3 separate regions of the Homo sapiens genome follow, and all the other regions are linked to region 3. Evidence: chromatin contacts called from ENCODE Hi-C or POLR2A ChIA-PET data. All regions are on one chromosome and are shown on one strand. The core of a region is the stretch at or near the end of the contact, and the rest is flanking DNA. Distances in the headings are between cores, read along the strand shown.

Evidence for each region. Hi-C counts contacts between places; a loop is a spot of excess contacts on that map. ChIA-PET counts read pairs that join two places held with the same protein, here RNA polymerase II (POLR2A). Pooled maps may share reads with other maps.
Region 1: a pooled map shows a loop between it and region 3 (2.4-fold over the local background). The contact joins two enhancer-like sites. A Hi-C loop is called at or near these places in 7 of 50 pooled maps. POLR2A ChIA-PET finds 5 or more read pairs at or near these places in 3 of 52 experiments (AG04450, PC-9 and endothelial cell of umbilical vein).
Region 2: a loop to region 3 is called in a map of CD8-positive, alpha-beta T cell, with 9 times the contacts of the local background. The contact joins the promoter of LINC02977 here to the enhancer-like site in region 3. A Hi-C loop is called at or near these places in 11 of 168 maps with a recorded cell type or tissue (B cell, CD4-positive, alpha-beta T cell, CD4-positive, alpha-beta memory T cell and 5 more), 32 of 37 single-sample maps with no recorded cell type and 18 of 50 pooled maps. POLR2A ChIA-PET finds 5 or more read pairs at or near these places in 13 of 52 experiments (AG04449, AG04450, CD4-positive, alpha-beta T cell and 10 more).

What each region holds. Positions count from the first base shown.
Region 1 is chr9:111,804,352-111,807,877 of GRCh38, reverse strand. No RefSeq gene overlaps it. Among named protein-coding and RNA genes, the nearest start is that of SHOC1, 11 kb to the right of the region's middle. Within about 2 kb of position 2,002, at least 5 of the 41 ENCODE cell types and tissues checked have a DNase peak (open chromatin) inside an H3K27ac peak, as active enhancers do; they include endothelial cell of umbilical vein, where a contact is called at or near this core.
Region 2 is chr9:112,039,071-112,042,207 of GRCh38, reverse strand. LINC02977 (long intergenic non-protein coding RNA 2977) reads left to right here and starts at 1,784. Exons shown (of 3, transcript NR_186812.1): 1 at 1,784-3,137. It overlaps SUSD1 (sushi domain containing 1), which reads left to right. Exons shown (of 17, transcript NM_022486.5): 16 at 248-341; 17 at 716-1,425. The coding sequence ends at 716. RefSeq lists enhancers at 1-536, 1-1,141, 537-1,176.
Region 3 is chr9:111,925,279-111,928,836 of GRCh38, reverse strand. It overlaps UGCG (UDP-glucose ceramide glucosyltransferase), which reads right to left. Exons shown (of 9, transcript NM_003358.3): 5 at 2,341-2,453. Among named protein-coding and RNA genes, the nearest start is that of MIR4668, 5.0 kb to the left of the region's middle. RefSeq lists a silencer at 2,040-2,199. Within about 2 kb of position 2,141, at least 17 of the 41 ENCODE cell types and tissues checked have a DNase peak (open chromatin) inside an H3K27ac peak, as active enhancers do; they include B cell, CD8-positive, alpha-beta T cell, GM12878 and 1 more, where a contact is called at or near this core.

The sequences.
Region 1 (3,526 bases), core at 753-3,252, 120 kb after region 3:
AGCCAAAACTTTTTCTGTAAAGGACAATATAGCAAATATTTTAGGTTTTGCAGGCCAAAGAGACAGATCAAGGATATTATGAAGGTACTTGTGTAACCATTTAAAATGTAACAATTTTAATTTAACTGAATTTTAAGTAAAAGTCCCCATAAAAACCCCATCTAAAGGTCAGCAGCCTCAAAGATTTAAGGTAGATAAACTCATAAGATGAGAAAGAATCAATGAAAAAACCGCCGGAGCCTCAAAAAGCCAGAGTGCCTCTTCTCCTCCAAATGATCATGACAATTTTAAAATGTAGGAATCATTCCTAACTAGTATGCTATACAAAGAGCAGCCAGCAGGCTGGATTTAGCCCACAGGCCATAGTTTGCCAACCTCTGGACCAGAATGATATGAAAGGGAAGGAACCAATCCAGAGACATTTGTGTTAGTCACTGAGGAACCTCCCTACAAGGAGCAAAATGACCAAACTGGAATAATCTGAAAATTGTTTTGCTCACGTCTGACACTTTGGCTGGAATGACTTGAAGATGAGGGCTAAGAACCAGAGCCCCATATAACTTGGCTTCTTACAGCTTGTTAGTTTCAGGCTAGTCAGGCTTCTTGTATGGCTCAAGGCTTTAAGAGTGAGTGAATGAATCAGAAACTGCATTGACCCAGCCTTGAATATCCACAGCCTCATTTCCCACCATACTCTGTTGGTTGATGCATTACTAAGCCTACCTAGATGCAAGAGGAAGGGACAGATCTACCCCTAAATCAGAGGAATGTCAAAGAATTTGAGGGTATAATTTTATTTTATTTTTGAGACAGGATCTTGCTCTGTTACCTAGGCTGGAGTGCAGTGGTACGACATTGACTCATTGCAATCTCTGCCTCCTGTGCTCAGGCGATCCTCCCATCTCAGCCTCCTGAGTAGCTGGGACTACAGGCATGCGCCACCATGCCCAGCTAATTTTTGTATTTTTTGTAGAGACAGGATTCCACCATGTTGCCCAGGCTGGTCTCGAACTCCTGGACTCAAGTGATCCACCCACTTCGGCCTCCCAAAGTGCTGGGATTATAGGCATAAGCCACTGCACCTGGCAAGGGCATAGTTTTAAGTAATCACACTTTGGTGATCACTAGGTCTGCATATCCAGTGTTTGGAAATCTATTTCTAGCCTGCCTTTTGGATTTGATGACATTTTAAACCCCTCAAACTTATCCACATTGGCTCTTCACTCTACCGTTGGCTTTTTATGCTTCCTTGATATCCACATTATTGTAAGTCTTTGGTAAGAGGTTCTTCCCATTGGCATGGACCTACAGAATGCTCAGCCCTCTCCAAGGACAAGGATTTTATACAATACAACTAGGACTAGAGATTATTAGAGGCCCTCTGCTCATCATAGAGTTGTCTGTATAGCTGAAGATTCTATTAGCAGAGACAGGGAGGCAGCTGTACACTTGCAAAGTGATTGAGTTGCTGGCAACTCACACCACTGCTGGAAAAGTTTCTAAATATGGCCCTAAAGGCAGAAACTATAAGAAAGAGAATGATAATTTGGCTACGTAAAAATGAAAAAAGATGAAAAAATTATTTCCTCAAGTTTCTTACTAGCTACTGATTTTAAATGAAATATAAGAGCTTGTTTGTTAAAGGTGTGTAAACACTGGTGTTCTTACGTGGAGAATACAGACCTCAACATAATGTTGCCTAAGATATTTTATCAGAATGGGAGGGTTGTTTTCCTTCTGTGTAAGTGAATAATAAATACTACGTGTGAGAATGAGTCATATCCTCAAATACTTTTCTTTTTGGTGACCAATAAATCTCTCATGATTCTCATGAAAGAATCTTAACAGACATTTACTCATACATTTACCACGGTATCGAGATAGGATATACATGGGGAAACAAAACTCTGATGCCATAGGTAAGGTAGTAGAAATAACTTTCAACTGGAGACAGAACTTTCCAGTTGGAGCTTGTGTCATCCTGGAACATTTATGCCCTTGGGCAGGTCACTTAACATCTCTGAGCTTTAGTTTCCTTACTATTAGTAAAGCATAATAATACCTTGGAGAGTTGCTATGAAGATTAGAACCAAATAAACATTTACTGAGCTCCGACTCTTTGCCACGTTCTTAACACACGTGAAAGAGTGTTTGTAAAATGCTACACAAAAATGTTACATCACATAACAAATTCCCTGCTCTAAAGGAGGCCTGAGTAGAAGAAGGACAAAAGAGCATACATACAATTAATGATAACAAAATTTGAAAGTGAGAAAAGCTCTACCAGTAAAAACAAAAGAACCGATCAGAGAAGATCAGGGAATTTAGCTGGGAAGCTTGAATTGGGCTTTGAAAGATGGGTAAGTGCTTGGACCTATGGGGATGTGTGAGAAAGATAATGTAGATAGAGGGTATATGCTATGGTTTGAATATTTGTTCATTCCAAAACTGATGTTGAAATTTAATCCCCAGTGTGGCAGTATTGAGAGAAGGGGCCTGTAGGAGGTGATTGGATCATGCGGGCTCTGCCTTCATGAATGGATTAACCCATTCATGAATTAATAGGTTATCATGGGAGTGGGATTGGTAGCTTCTTAAGAAGAAGAGAGACCTGATCTACCATGCTAATCCCCCTGGCCATGTGATAACCTGTACCACCTGGGGACTTTGCAGAGTTCCCACCAGCAAGAAGACTCTCACCAAATGCGACCCCTTGATTTGGACTGCTCAACCTCCATAACTAAAAAATAAGTTCCTTTTCTTATAAATAACTCATTTTCAGGTATTTGGTTATAAGCAATAGAAAATGGACTAAGACAATACAATATGAGAAGGGGCAAACAGGAGAAATGAAAGCAAAGATAGTATAGGGAAAACAACAGTAATTTAACAATAGTGTGGGGTGGACGAAGGTCAGCAGTAGCCAGAAAAAGCTTGGAACCAAATCACAAAGAGTCCTGAAGACCACGCTAAGGAGTTTAGAATTCATTCCTTAGGAAATAGAGTTGTATGAAATGTGCAAACTTTGGCATTAGACTTGGGTTGGCCCCTCACTTCCTAGCTATGCAGTTTTGAGCAAGCCACTTGACCTCTTTAAACCTCAGTTTCCTCTTTCATATAATAGAGAGACTAATACTAACCTAAGTACCAAGCTTAGTACCTTGAAAATAGGAGATGCTTGACATATCAAAGTTATTATTGGTTAACTACTGAAGGACTTTAATTAGAGTAGTGAATATAATTTTATTCTACAGCACTATGTACACTAGATTAGAGGCTGGGAGAACAGCTAGGAGAAAATTACAGTAGTCTAGGAAAGAGGTAGTGGAGTCATAGGGAATACAGAAAAATTTAAAAGTAGAAGGTTCAAAATAAGAGTGTTAGAAAATATTTTAGGATAGAATATAATGAACCACGTTTTAGACACAGAAAATCCATTATAGGAGAGGAAATGAAGATGTACATGACAGGAAAACACCTACGAACTAAATTCTGGAGGAGGTGAGTGGGGATGAGATATTGCATC
Region 2 (3,137 bases), core at 535-3,034, 110 kb before region 3:
CTTGTAACTTTAACATGGTCTGGCTTTACACTTCCTTTTCAGAAATACCTTGTAACTGTAATTTCCTGAGGCTGCATATCCACAGGGCCAACTCAGGGGACACACAGGCATGTTGGGCATTCTTGGGATTCTTTGTTAAATGGGGCCAAGCTCTGGGTTAAAATGGATTGAGCACAGTGGGGTGTGTGCCTCCTGGGAGGTGGTGATGCCGTGCACTCTGGGCTAAGCCTGTGGTTTTGTCCCACAGATTCGTCACTCATGCTGCTGCAGATGGCGGGTGTTGGACTGGGTTCCCTGGCTGTTGTGATCATTCTCACATTCCTCTCCTTCTCAGCGGTGTGGTATGTGAGGGTGTCATTTTTGAGAAATGACTGGAATGGAGGGGAGGATGGGTCAGAGTCACGAAGAACAGCTGGGGATGAGGGGAGTCAAAGGGAGTGTGGGTGGAGGTTGTCCTTGGCTCAGCAGAGCACACTCAGCGGTGAAAGGCATGACTAACCCTGTACCTCCAGGTAGCATGGGGGATGCCTTCCCAGGAAAAGAGCAGGACCAGTGATGGCTGCCCTGGCCACACACAGAGGGGTGGCTGAGCTTCCATGCTGCTCCCCCTCGCCTCCTCCCATGGGTGTGCGTGTGAGCTGTGCATAGAGATGCACAGTGGGAAAACCAAAGTGTGTTCATATTTGTCTCTTTTCTTTTCCTCCTCCATGTCTAGATGGCAGATGGACACTGAGTGGGGAGGATGCACTGCTGCTGGGCAGGTGTTCTGGCAGCTTCTCAGGTGCCCGCACAGAGGCTCCGTGTGACTTCCGTCCAGGGAGCATGTGGGCCTGCAACTTTCTCCATTCCCAGCTGGGCCCCATTCCTGGATTTAAGATGGTGGCTATCCCTGAGGAGTCACCATAAGGAGAAAACTCAGGAATTCTGAGTCTTCCCTGCTACAGGACCAGTTCTGTGCAATGAACTTGAGACTCCTGATGTACACTGTGATATTGACCGAAGGCTACATACAGATCTGTGAATCTTGGCTGGGACTTCCTCTGAGTGATGCCTGAGGGTCAGCTCCTCTAGACATTGACTGCAAGAGAATCTCTGCAACCTCCTATATAAAAGCATTTCTGTTAATTCATTCAGAATCCATTCTTTACAATATGCAGTGAGATGGGCTTAAGTTTGGGCTAGAGTTTGACTTTATGAAGGAGGTCATTGAAAAAGAGAACAGTGACGTAGGCAAATGTTTCAAGCACTTTAGAAACAGTACTTTTCCTATAATTAGTTGATATACTAATGAGAAAATATACTAGCCTGGCCATGCCAATAAGTTTCCTGCTGTGTCTGTTAGGCAGCATTGCTTTGATGCAATTTCTATTGTCCTATATATTCAAAAGTAATGTCTACATTCCAGTAAAAATATCCCGTAATTAAGATTGTTCTTCCCTTGGTTAATTTTTCTGTTACTAAGCGTCTTCTAAAAATGCTCTTTGCCCCCTGTTAGAAACTGAGATTTGGTGGTAGTGTAGTAGCAATGCTTAAAACAGTATTGAGCCCATGGCTAGACTAGAGTCCATGTGTGTTTCAGGGGAGGGGTTGCCATAGAGGGTGACACTTCTTTTATCTAAACTTCAGTAACTATGAATGTTACTCCATTATGAACTATGAAACATTAGATATAAGCGGTGCTGGACCTACTGTGAATATGCTAAGTTGACAGCTGGAGTCTATTTGATTTTACTTTTAAATCATGAATTGGCATTCTTTCCTCTTTTTTTTTTTTTTTTTTTTGAGATGGACTCCCACTCTGTTGCCCAGGCTGGAGGGAAGTGGCGTGATCTCAGCTCACTGCAACCTCTGCCTCCCGGGTTCAAGTGATTCTCCTGCCTCAGCCTCCCATGTAGCTGGGACCACAGGGCCCCCCCACCACGCCCAGGTAATTTTTGTATGTTTAGTAGAGATGGAGTTTCACCATGTTGGCCAGGGTGGTTTCAAACTCCTGATCTCAGTTGATTCGCCCACCTTTGCCTCCCAAAGTGCTGAGATTACAGGTGTGAGCCACACGCCCGGCACTAACTAACAATTTAACTCCAAGACTCAGTAAGAAACGAATGGGGAAGGAAAGACAGAGGCTTCTGGCATCTCTCCTTCTCCCTTGCCTGCTAGGCCTAGAGAAGAAAAACCATGGAGGAGGGGAGGTGATACTGCACAGCCTCAAGATGCAGCATAGACGAATGCAGTCCTTAGCAAAAGGAAAGGGCTTCCCAATGCAGTGGGCCGGTGTGTTCACCGGCTTGCTGGGTGTCAGTGAGGGAAGACTCTGAGTGCCTTGGGCTTATGGGCAGATGAAGAGACAAGAGGAACAAGTACAAACTGCCCATGTAGCTGCTCCACCCCAGGGAGTCCAGAGTGTATCCGCTCTATTGGGAAGAATTAGAGAGAGGCGAGTAATATCCTGACATTCAGGTGTTCAATGCCAGCTGTCAGCCTCTGGCCCCTGCCAGTGTTAGGAATGATTCCCCTGTCCTCTGGGGTACTGCCCTCCGACGACAACTTAGGATCAGCATTTAAAACCCTTTCTGCTCTCGTCTTAGGTAAATTATAGACCAGAACGGGTCTATAATGGGGACAGGTCCCCATCCTAACCCCCAGAGACCGTTTCTCTCAATAGATGAATACAAATAGCTCTCAATTTTTAATTTTTATGTGCAATAATGCAAACATACTTTTTTTTTTTTTTGAGACGGAGTCTCACTCTTTCTCCCAGGCGGGAGTGTAGTGGCGCTATCTCGACTCACTGCAAGCTCCGCCTCCCGGGTTCACGCCATTCTCCTGCCTCAGCCTCTGGAGTAGCTGGGACTACAGGTATCCGCCACCGTGCCCAGCTAATTTTTTGTATTTTTAGTAGAGATGGGGTTTCACCGTGTTAGCCAGGATGGTCTCGATCTCATGACCTCGTGATCCACCCGCCTTGGCCTCCCAAAGTGCTGGTATTACAGGCATGAACCACCACGCCTGGCCGCAAACATACATTTTTATAGCTCCTGAACTAAATTGGGTATCAATACAAATTACTGTGGTTAGTGTAGGGCTCGGCCTCTGATGAGTGAGGATCTTTCCTCAAAGCCCACCTTTGTCCAAAGAAA
Region 3 (3,558 bases), core at 892-3,391:
GGTAGAAAAGGACTGTTATTACCCTACTTAGTAGACATAAAATCCTATTTATTATTTACACCTCAGATATGTTGCCTTTTCTAATTAGCCTGAAATAAAGAGTAGTCATCTTTCTTAGGAGTTACACACACAGTGCAGAGCAAGAGAATTCTAAGGGGCAATTATGATTATGATTCTTGCTACCTACCCTGAACCCAGACTCCAGTGAAGCCCTAGTGTTTGTGGGACTGAACTGAACCTGACTTCTAAGAACAGAGGCACATATCTTAATTCCTTAGTAGTTATTGAGGTCTTAGGAATGAGATGTTAGTCACTGAGCTGAATGTGCTCTTTACAGTTGAGAATGATTAATTCTAAGTATGGCAGAGTGACTTCCAGAGATTAAACCTACACTAAGGCAATGGGTGTATTCTGGGAGATGTTTATTGACATACACATCACAGAGATGTTATTGACATCTGTATCAATTTGGATATTTCTAAGACAAAAATACAATTTGGTATACTAGAACACATTGTATTTTATTTTAAAGTGGCTACTCAGTTTCTTTTTCTAAACAAAAATTCTGGTATTTAAGACTAACAATTTCTTGCAGTAGGACAAATATATTTACAGCCAATATTAAGAAAGAGCTCATGGTTCAAACTGCCAAAGGCCAGATGCAAGTTCCCACAATGTACCTTTACCCCTTCAGATATGTGGCAATCATAAGACTGCAATTCAAAAGAATATAAATGCAGATATGCTTAAGAGCAAGTTGACATATTTAAAGACTGAAATCACATATCTGTCCTTATAACATTACAACAAATTTTTCCTCCCAAATGTTTAACAGTACAGGAATGATTAACTCAAGCATAGGACACACATACGATGGCCTATGATACAGCCAATAAAAATTACTTTTATGAAAAGCTATTAATGATATGGGAAAAGCTTACAAAGTCACAAAAATAAGATACAGATTATTTTTAGAATACTATCTCAACAATGTTTTCTAAAGGGCCCAGAAGGGGGTGGTGGGGGAAATAAAGACTCCAAAGTGTCCAAATGATACAATGTTTATTTTTAAAACCAGAAACTTCCTGCCGGGCGTGGTGGCTCACGCCTGTAATCCCAGCACTTTGGGAGGCAGAGGAGGGTGGATCACGAGGTCAGGAGATCGAGACCATCCTGGCTAACACGGTGAAAACCTGTCTCTATCAAAAATACAAAAAATTAGCCAGGCATGGTGGCGGGCACCTGTAGTCCCAGCTACTCAGGAGGCTGAGGCAGGAGAATGGCGTGAACCCGGGAGGCGGAGCTTGCAGTGAGCCGAGATCGCGCCACTGCACTCCAGCCTGGGCGACAGAGCGAGACTCCATCTAAAAAAAAAACAAAACAAAAAAAACAAAAAAACCCCATAAACTTCCTGTAATTGTTAGGGTTCTAGGTTGTTGGTTTTTGTTTTTTTGCATCTTATACTTTTCCATTATTTATAGTTTCCTATGGATGTTACTATTTCTAAGTTGGAGAAAAAATAAAATGAAAACATAAGTTTCTCAGGTAATTATTAGAAATATGTTTTAAAAGGACATCAAATAGGTTTTATAAGGACTTGTATGAATACATTTTCTTTTGTGTATATTTGAAATACTTTGTGGTATTTTAAAAAGGTTCTTTTGAGGGCTGGGCGCAGTGGCTCATGCCCGTAATCCCAGCACTTTGGGAGGCTGAGGCAGGCAGATCACTTGAGGTCAGGAGTTTGAGGCCGGCCTGGCCAACACGGTGAAACCCCATTTCTACTAAAAATACAAAAGTTAGCCAGGTGTGGTAGCACACCTGAAATCCCAGCTACTTGGGAGGCTGAGGCAGAAGAATCGTTTGAACCTGGGAAGTGGAGGTTGCAGTGAGCCGAGATCGTGCCACTGCACTCCAGCCTGGGCAACAGAGCAAGGCTCTGTCGCAAAAAAAAAAAAAAAAAAAAAAAAAAAAAGGCTGGGGGGAGGGGGCCAGCGGTTCTTTTCAGATCGAATGTTTGAAAGAACAATATAAAGAACTGAACTCTAGAACAGGAAGTGAATACTACAAGGCAAGAGGTTAGACTGTGTTCAGCTGGCAATAAGACCGCAGGCATTTCCTGCGCACAGCTGTTCACTGCCAGGGTACAGTCAGGGTCCCAAGAATTTCCTCACTAATGAAAACAGCTGCTCTCAACTCAGGGCTTCTAGAACACAGCAGGTTCCCAAATGGACTTAATACAGTTAACTTGAGATACCTAATTCCAGCTCCCATAGTCTCAAGCTTCTGGGAAATGAGGGGTCTGATACTATGAACATGATTTATAACCACCATACTCACCTGCTCTAAGGTGGCAGCAAAGCCCTGTCTGTCTGCTACGTAAGGCAGCCCGTGAACCAAGCCTACTTTTTCTGTCATTTGATTCACCATGTCAGTAAGCGTATCTGGAATTACTACAATTTAAAAAAAAGGCAGAGAGGGGGAGAAAAGAAAATTTGTTTTTAGTAGAATGCCCATTAATATAAAATATATTTTGTGAATTGTTATTACATTCTTAATAAAATACATTATTTTAAACATATGGATCTAATAAAATGAATCTCAACCACCTTTCTGAGGAGAATACAAAATTTCAAAAGGGCCTAATTCTCGAAAGCTAATTTATACATTTTTTAGCCCAGTATATACCTACTATGTACCAGAGGCAGAATATACTTTGAAAAAGTTACCCCCTGTTGGAACTTCTAATTTGGAATAAGGACAATCTGTCCTAGTGGAAAAGGCTCAGGAGCAGAGGCTAAAGGACCTCAGTTCTCGTGCTGGCTTCTCTACTCTCCAACCATAGGAAATGAGACTATTTTCTCTGTGAGTATCAGATTTCCACACAGGAATGGAACGTGATTATATTGAACAGAGATCTGTACACTGAAAAACATATGATAGTAAATAATTTAAGATAGCAAATATGAAGAATGAACATCATCTCTGACCAGCTGATAGATCTGTAATGGTCTTGATTAACTCATAGGAGTGCAACATTTATGTTCATTTTCTAATTTGCATTTTAAGCTAATAAAAAATTTAAATTATTGCCCAATCTTTAGCAAACATCTCATATCATTTTTACATGACCTTATTTTTCATTTCCTCCAAGTCTTTAAGAACTAAATCTACCGTATAAAGAAAAGTTGTATTTGGACCTTAAATACTCATTCTAGGTCAGTGCTTCTCAACTGGGGGCAATTCTGCCCCACAGGGGACATCCGGCAACATCTGAAGATATTTTTGCTTTTACTACTGAGAAGGGGGTACTACTGGCATCTCATGGTAGAGACCAGGCATGCTGCTAAACATCCTACAAGACAGCTCCCACAACAAAGCCTAAAATGTGAACAGTATTGGGGTTGAGAAGCTTAAGGCAATTAGAATATAAGAAAATATTATAGAACACTGAAACTATTATGAGTGTTCGAAAATGCAAGTTATAATTTCAGTATATGAAAGGCTTCTTGCTAAAATCATTTAAGTAAAAAGTCATGTGTATAGTCCGATAAGTGT